Linked DNA regions of Homo sapiens: region 1 is linked to region 2. Evidence: chromatin contacts called from ENCODE Hi-C or POLR2A ChIA-PET data. All regions are on one chromosome and are shown on one strand. The core of a region is the stretch at or near the end of the contact, and the rest is flanking DNA. Distances in the headings are between cores, read along the strand shown.

The links. Hi-C counts contacts between places; a loop is a spot of excess contacts on that map. ChIA-PET counts read pairs that join two places held with the same protein, here RNA polymerase II (POLR2A). Pooled maps may share reads with other maps.
Region 1: a map of K562 shows a loop between it and region 2 (4-fold over the local background). The contact joins two enhancer-like sites. A Hi-C loop is called at or near these places in 3 of 168 maps with a recorded cell type or tissue (K562, naive thymus-derived CD4-positive, alpha-beta T cell and natural killer cell), 7 of 37 single-sample maps with no recorded cell type and 8 of 50 pooled maps. POLR2A ChIA-PET finds 5 or more read pairs at or near these places in 4 of 52 experiments (B cell, CD4-positive, alpha-beta T cell, CD4-positive, alpha-beta memory T cell and 1 more).

Annotation. Positions count from the first base shown.
Region 1 is chr16:23,948,681-23,952,907 of GRCh38, reverse strand. All of the region lies in intron 2 of PRKCB (protein kinase C beta), which reads right to left. Among named protein-coding and RNA genes, the nearest start is that of PRKCB, 110 kb to the right of the region's middle. Within about 2 kb of position 2,852, at least 9 of the 41 ENCODE cell types and tissues checked have a DNase peak (open chromatin) inside an H3K27ac peak, as active enhancers do; they include B cell, where a contact is called at or near this core.
Region 2 is chr16:23,804,201-23,808,535 of GRCh38, reverse strand. No RefSeq gene overlaps it. Among named protein-coding and RNA genes, the nearest start is that of PRKCB, 30 kb to the left of the region's middle. Within about 2 kb of position 1,380, at least 3 of the 41 ENCODE cell types and tissues checked have a DNase peak (open chromatin) inside an H3K27ac peak, as active enhancers do; they include B cell, where a contact is called at or near this core.

The DNA.
Region 1 (4,227 bases), core at 1,603-4,102, 140 kb before region 2:
GCCAATTCAGGCGGCATGGTATCCAAACACTCCCATAGCTCCTGAGCCAGCTTCCCTCCATCATCCAGATTCGTGTACAGTGCATTTCCATGGCAATAACCTGTTCCACAAAAGGTACAGTAAATATTTACTATTTTTTCACACATTTCAGATTATTTGGGTCTAACAATCTAACTGGCACTCTCTACTGCTTTAGAAAATGGCAATGAGAAGCCAAGCCTCCAAGAACAAAACAGAAGTGCCTTCAGCAACAGGGACACCAGGGAACCACGTGGACAACCAAGAACAGCATGTGGCCACAGATAAAGAGATTTCAGGAAGCTCCGCTCACAAGAGCGCCTCTGGGAGCTATTTAACCCCCTCCAGTCGCCCCACCCTCCCAGAAACAAATGCAATACATTGCAACGATTCTAAACACCCCCTCATCTCTTTTAACTCTCTCTCTATGCAGCCCCCAGCACCCACACACATACACAGGTCCTCTGAGAGATTTTTTAAAGCCTTGTTCACACATACGCAGAATATGCAGCACTAAGAGTTTTAACTGCTAAACCCCTGACGTGCGTGCACATACACACACAGAGTTTGATAATCAGCAGAGCTTCACTGTGCCTGCTCAAAGAGGCGGAGGCTCTCTTGGAATGAGGGGGGCTTCTCTGCTCAGGGCTTTTGAAATGTCAGCTGAGCCACGGAAGAGCTTGTGATTCACTCCCTGACTCACTCCCATCTCTGCAGCAGACCCCATCTCTGCAGGGAGGGCAGGACAGGGCTTTTTCATTCATTCCCTCATTCAGTCACAAGACCTGTTTTATACCACGTTTACACACAAAAAAAACTCATTCAGGCACAAAACTCTGTGCCCAGCTTTGCACTAGTCCCTAGAGAGACAGAGAAGAATAAAGTACAGCCCCTGCCCTCAAGTTTCTCACAGTCTGACAGCCAGGGAGACAAACAGGTCACCACCAATCAATGTGATATATCAAGGAGTATATACAAGGTACCTATATCTATTTAGAAGACTGACACATTTGACTGTGGAAGTGTGACGTTCCTGTATTACAAAAGATTTCATAAACCAAAAGAAAAGACATAGGACAGACCAAGGGGATTTATTTTTAGACTAAATCACGGATTGGCATCTAGAATATATAAAGAGTTACTATCAATTAATTAAAAAAAAAAAGACAGGGGACCAGGTGCAGTGGCTCATGCCTGTAATCTCAGCACCTTGGGAGGCTAAGTTGGGAGGATGAGTTGATCCCAGGAGTTTAAGACCAGCCTGGGCAACATGGCAAAACCCTGTCTCTACAAAAAAAAAAAAAAAAAAAGCCTGGCATAGTGGTGTGTGCCTGTAGTCCCATTTACTAGGGAGGCTAAGGTGGGAAGATCACTGGAGTTGAGGTTACAGTGAGCTGTGATCTGGACACTGTACCCCAGCCTGGGTGACAGAGGAAGACCCTGTCTCAAATAAAAAAGCCACTAGAAAAATTGACAAAGTAATACGAAGAGGGAATTCCCAGAGAAAAAAATACAAGTGCCCAAAAAGCGTATGCCTAATCTCATGAATATCTGGGAAATGCAAATTAATACAAGATATTTTATCCATTAGATTGGCAAAAATGGAAAAGACTGATAACTCCCAGTATTGGCAACCACGTGGGCTGAAAGAATGATGGAAGAACGCAGGTCTAGTAGAGCACCCTGGATGCAAGGGAATGGGCATTCGATTGCTCTCATTATTCATCTTTCCTCCCACGTGCTTTGCACATGACAGTCACTCAGCAACCCTCTGCAGAACTGAGTCAAACAGGAAAAGTAATGCCGCATATCTGAGCTGCAGAGTGTTCTTATATTCAAACACCCATCCCTATGGCTCCTCTGGGATACTGGAGATGACTGCCGGCAGGATAACAGGTGTGGGAGCCAGGGACAAGGCGGGAAGAGGGCTTGCTACTCAGGGAATAGAGTACCCCATTGATGCTGGTCACTCTTCCTTTCCTACCAGGGATGCTCAGGCATTCCACTCCTTCACAGACAGCAACCTTGCCCTGAGAAAAGAAAGGCTTATGTGTGATTATTCACTATGGAAAATAAGGAGGAAACAGATCAGGAGAAACAGGAAAAATAAAGTTTCACTTGCTAAAGTGAAACTGCAAAGAGGCACCAGCCTGAAAGGCAAAACCAAGGCCTAGATAGACAAGACAGCAGCAGGCCCAAAATGCCCACTGATGCCAGGAGGCCCCTCTGTTCTACCCAATAATGGAAACAGCCAACACGTGGGTTTACTCTGTGCCAGGCACTAAGACCTCAGGTACCTTATCCCTACAGACCTCAGCCTATTTTAAAAGGAACTCAGAGAGGTTAATCAACTTGTCTGAGGCCACACAGCTTGTCCACGGCAGTACTGGGGTTTGAACTTAGGTCTGTCTGACTCCAGAACCCCGTGCTCTTACCCATACTGCTTAGCTTTTAGCTGGCCCAGTCCTGGGAAGTCAGCCCTCCAGGAGGAAGCCCTGCCTGACAATGGGTTGGGACTAGAAGGAGATTTATGTCCCCCATTCTGAGGAAAAGCAGGAGCACCAGTTGGGGAGTGGGAGGACCCAGTGGGACAGACAGCTAAGAAGAGAGTCACTATTACCATTCAGGGACACACAGAGTCTGGAACCTAGGTTACTTCCAGGCTTAAGGGAGTGTGGGTGTACCCACCCTCCACCCCACCCACATCTGGTGCCGCTAGAGGGATCAACAGAAAAAAAAAAAAAAAAAAAAAAAAAATTCAAATCATAGGGGCCAATGCTGCTGTTGGCAGAAGCAGGAGGAAGTGGGCCACTGGGGAGGCCACATCCGCCCCACGGCGAGGCTCCTTCGGTTAGCATGGGCAGCAGCAATGCAAGGAGAGGGAAGGAGGTGGTCTCTGGGCCCAGGTGAGGGAGAAAGGAGAGGCTCTGGGTGTCATCCCAGCCTGAGGCACAGGGAAGAGGTGTGGGTGGCTGGACCCAAGTGGCTCTGGCACTCCTAGATCTCACAGAGATCCCAGCCTACCTGTGAGACCTCAGGCAATTAATTTAAGCTCTCTTGCCTCAGTGTCTTCATCTGTAAAATGGGGATAAGAATGTTATCTTCCTAGTACTGGGTGGAACTACCACCACCTCAACAACTGGTACCTGCCTGGCTTCATGCCTACTGGACTACCCCACTGCCACTAAATTGGAAACTCTATGACAGCTTGTCTGGCTAGTTCACTGCTGTATCTCCAGCACTTAGAACTGTAAGTGGCACCGAGCAAACACCCAATAAATATTGGTTGAATTGTTAACAATAGGTGCTCAAAAATATTTGTTGAAGAAAAATAAAGGAGACAAAGAATAAAACGATAGAAGGTAGAGAAAAAAGAGGGGCAGAACGGAGGAAGTTGGACCCCCAGGAAAGTTCCAAGACCATGAGAATCAACTGAGGTTGGCCAGTTAGCCAACCTGCTTCTCCAAAGAGCTCTGCCCAAGATAGTACTATGTTGTCAGAGTTAATAGAACCAAGCACTGCTTATCACTAGGTGACTGGGCTCGTGTTTTAACCAGTTTCTGAGCTTGAGGCAAGGTCTCCTTTCTCTTCCTTATCTAAGGAGGCCCCAGGGGCTGGCCCTTTCTTTCATTCGTTCTTTCTTTTGTCCATTCGTTCGTTCTTTCTTTCTTTTGTTTGTTCGTTCTTTCTTTTCTTTCTTTCTCTGGGTTACAATCTCATTCTCTGTCCCTGGCATCCACCTACAGACTCCGGAAGAGTGTAAACATTCTAGTGTTCACCTGTGGTCTCACACAGTGCAACCTCTGGGCCAAAGCCAAGTGTTTACGCCTGAATCACTGTCACTAGAACGGTTGCCTCTGATTACCACTCCTCGAAAAATTATGCGTTGTCAGTAAAAAACCAACAGGCGTGCCCAGCCCAGGTGTAGATCTCATGAAACCCTGTACTACTGACAAGTGATTTGCAAGGACCTTTCCACACCCACAAATCTCTGACAGGAGATGCATGGTGGTTAAGAATGTGTGCTTTGGAACCAGAGGATCTGGACTCAAATCCTGGGCCTCCACTTATCGACAGTGGAACCTTGAGCAAGTTAGTTCATCTCTTCTTGACTCAGTTTCTTCAGTTACAAGAAGAGGATAATAACACCTACCTCACTAGGTTACTGTGAGAATTCAAGGAGGGCCAGGCACGGTGGCTCACACCTGT
Region 2 (4,335 bases), core at 131-2,630:
CACACAGAAGGGTCTAAAGAAGTATCCCTCCAACTCCAAATCCTGTTCCGTGCTATCCTTGCCTCTGGCTCTGGAACTCATGCTTATCTCATTGGAGACTTTGTTCACTAAATATTTCCTACTTCCACAAATCTTCAGCTAGACTTCCATGACACCTCAAAGAAGCGTGGCTTTTTCTTTCTTTCTTTTCATTTTCTTTCTTTTTTTTTTAAAGGGTCTCGCTCTGTTGCCCAGGATGGAGTGCAGTGGTGCAATCTTGGCTCACAGCAGCCTCAACCTCACAAGCTTAAGCAATCCTCCCACCTCAGCCCCATGAGTAGCTGGAACTACAGGTGCATGCCACAATGTCCAGCTGATTTTTTTAATTTTTTGTACAGATGGAGGTTTCACTGTGCTACCCAGGCTGGTCTCGAACTCCTTGCCTCAGGTGATCTTCCCGCCTGGGCCTCCCAAAATGCTGGGATTACAAGCATGAGCCACTGTGCCCAGCACGGTTTCATTTTGTATTGGGCTTTTATGTAGCTGGTTCTAGTCCTGAGGCAAACAGGAAATGGAAAGTATTTACTTGGGATTTACCTCAGCCCACTTTCCAGATCATCAGGCCCCTGGAATTTGAGTGGCTTTCTTGCCTGCACCCCATCCATCTTGGATAGAGACCATTAAGAAAATAGAAGCAGGCCAGGCGCTGTGGCTCACACCTGTAATCTCAGCACTTTGGGAGGCTGAGGCAAGTGGATCACCTGAGGTCAGGAGTTCGAGACCAGCCTGGGCAACAGGAGATTTTGTCTCTACTAAAAATACAAAAATTAGCCAGGCGTGGTGGTGGGTGCCTATAGTCTCAGCTACTTGGGAGGCTGAGGCAGGAGAATCACTTGAACCTAGGAGGCAGAAGTTGCAGTGAGCCAAGATCATACCACTGCACTACAGCCTGGGTGACAGAGTGAGACTGTCTCAAGAAAAAAAAAAAAAGAAGAAGAAGAAAATAGAAGGTATTATGGAGTGTCTAGCTTAGCATGTTATCTCCTTCACATTGCAGGTAACCTTTAAACAGATGTGAAGGCTGAAGAGTTAGCTAGGCTAAAAGTGAGGGAAAATATTGCAGGCAAAGGGAAGGGCAGAGGCAAAAACGTGGAGACAAGAGAAAGGAGGGCACATTTGGGGAACTCATTGGTCAAACTTTCTGTTATTAGAGACAGTGCTAGGCTGTCAAGGATACTGACCACAAGGGATGTTCCCAGCTAAGCTGGAAAGAGCTGGAGGGTTAACCAAAGTGGTAGGAGGCAGACAGGGTGTCTAGACCCACACAGTCACTTTCTACTAAGGTCCTTGTCACTTCCCCTCACCAGCTTGTTCCACCTGGTTGGCCAGAATTTGGCCCAAGGCAACAGTTCCTCTAGATACTTCCTTTACCATCTGAAAGACAAAAATGTCAGCAATAAAAATGAACAGGATCTCAGAGTTCAGTTACCCAAGACTTTCTGTGAGTATCCATGTCATTGAACCCCTAAATAAGATAAAAGTGGTATTTCAAATAAGTGGGGGCGAAAATGGATTCATCAACAGAGGGCATCAGTATTACTGAATACTTAAGTAGTTTTTAATTTTATTAGGATAAATTCATGGGAGTGGGATTATTAAATAGAATAATATGAACAATTGTATGGCTTATGTTTGCCTTATTGTATTCCCAAAGAGCTGTAACATTTTATAGCATCACCACTTGGGCAGGGGTATTACCTGTTGTTGCTAATTTAGTAAGTAGAAGAGAGAGATCAAAGTTTCTCTAATTTGTGTTTGTGTAATTTATCTGTATACTTTCTTCATTTATATAAATAAATGTCTTCACTTTGGGAGGCTGAGGCGGGCAGATCACCTGAGGTCAGGAGTTCGAGACAAGCCTGGCCAACATGGTAAAACCCCGTCCCTACTAAAAATACAAAAATTAGTTGGATGTGGTGGCTCACATCTGTAGTCCCAGCTACTAGGGAGGCTGAGGCACTAGAATCACTTGAACCCGGGAGGCGGAGGTTGCGGTGAGCTGAGTTCACAGCCTGGGCGACAAGAGTGAAACTCCATCTCAAAAAAAAAAAAAAAAAAAAAACCAGCTTCAGCTTCTGGCCAGGTGTGGTGGCTCATGTCTGTAATCCCAGAACTTTGGGAGGCCAAAGCAGGCAGATCACTTGAGGCCAGGAGTTTGAGACCAGCCTGGCCAACATAACTAAACCCTGTCTCTACTAAAACAAAAAATACAAAAATTAGCCAGGTGTGGTGACACATGCCTGTAATCCCAGCTACTCAGGAGGATGAGGCAGGAGAATAGCTTGAGCCTGGAAGCCGAGATCGAACCACTGCACTCCAGCCTGGGTGACAGAGTGAGACCCTGTCTTAAAAAAAAAAAAAAATCCAGCTTCACACATTGTTGGTGTGAGCATAAACTGGTACAACTTCTTTGGAAGGAGATTCTGAAATAGCTATCAAAAATTAGAAATGAGGAAGAAAAAAAAATCCTTTGACCCAGGAACTCTAGTTTTGAGAATTTATCCTAGACATAAGCTGGAATCTGAGTAAAGATATTTGCTCAAAGTTATTTCTTTTGACATTATTAATAGTAGCAAAAGATGAGAAACAATGTTTCCCACTCAATGGGAGAGTGTTTGTTATATTACAGAACTTCCACAGAAGAATGCTACACAGCCATTTTTTTAAATGAGGTAGATTTTTATGGGCTCTGACATTAAGCAATTTACAAGTTGTAGCACTGGGGACATAAAAGTCTGTAGGTGACATACCCACTTGTGTAAAAAGAATGGAGGATGATATCCAGAGTTAGAGATTGAGATAGAGACACACACATAGAGACACTACAAAGATCATATCACAAGGAATTTACATAAGAGAACATTAATTGTAATTGTTTCTTGGGTGAAAGTAAGAGAGAAATTAGGTGTTCATTGTATACATTTTGTTACTCTGAATTTTACGATGTTATTTTTCTAGAAAATATTCAAATAAAAAATATTAGGAGAGCCGGGAGTGGTGGTTCATGCCTGTAATTCCAGCACTTTGGGAGGCAGAGACGGGAGGATCATTTAAGTCCAGGAGTTCAAAACCAGCCTAGGCAATATAGTGAGACCTCATCTCTACCAAAAATTATAAAATTGGCCAGACATGGTGGTGCAAGCCTGTCACCCCAGCTACTTAGGAGGTTGAAGTGGGAAAATTGCTTGAGCCCGGGAGGTTGAGGATGCAGCAAGTCAAGATTGTGCCACTGCACTCCAGCCTGGGTTACAGAGTGAGACCCTGTTTCAAAAAAAAAAAAAAGAAAGGAATTTTTAAAAAACATTTTTTTAAAATTTCCTTTCCTTTTTTTTCTCCCAGGTTCAAGTGATTCTCCTGCCTCAGCCTCCTGAGTAGCTGGGATTACAGGCATGAGCTACTGTGCCCGGCCAGAAAAAAATTTTTAAAAAGAAAAATATTTCCAGGTGCAGTGGCTCATGCCTGTAATCCCAGCACTTTGGGAGGCCGAGGCAGGCAGATCACCTGAGGTTAGGAGCTCCAGACCAGCTGGCCAACATGGGGAAACCCGTCTCTACTAAAAATACAAAAATTAGCCAGACGTGGTGGCACATGCCTGTAATCTCAGCTACTCAGAAGGCTGAGACAGGAGAATCGTTTGAACCTGGGGGGCGGAGGTTGCAGTGAGCCAAGATTGCACCACTGCACTCCAGCCTGGGCAACAGAGCAAGACCTCACTTAAAAAAAATTATATATATATATATACACACGTATATATATATACACACGTATATATATGTATATATATACGTGTGTATATATATATACGTGTATATATATGTGTATATATATACAAGTGTATATATATATACGTGTATATATATATATATACGTGTATATATATATATATGAGAGATGCCCAAGGGGGGAAAATAAAGTAAAACTCATGCATAATCCTAATTTATAGAAAATTATACAAAGTAAGACATAAAATCCCCCCGGGCTAATCACTGATAAATATTGCCTTCAAGTGCTTCCAGAATTGTTTCTGGGTTTACCCAAATGTAATTGAATAACATTTTGACTTTAATTTATGGATTTTTATACACTTTTCCTCTCCCCACTGTCTTTCCCCCAGCCAAGCAAGCAGAAAGTCAACTTTGAAAGTCCTAGTCTCTGAGGGGGTTTGTGGCAGGTCTGAAAAGCACAATAATCTCCAAGATGTCTTGGCTTTTGCCCTAAAAATCTAAGCCCATAGGAGAATGCAGAGGGTTTGTGGAAGAGCTAGAAAGAATGGAGGGATGTTTGCAGAAGTAAATG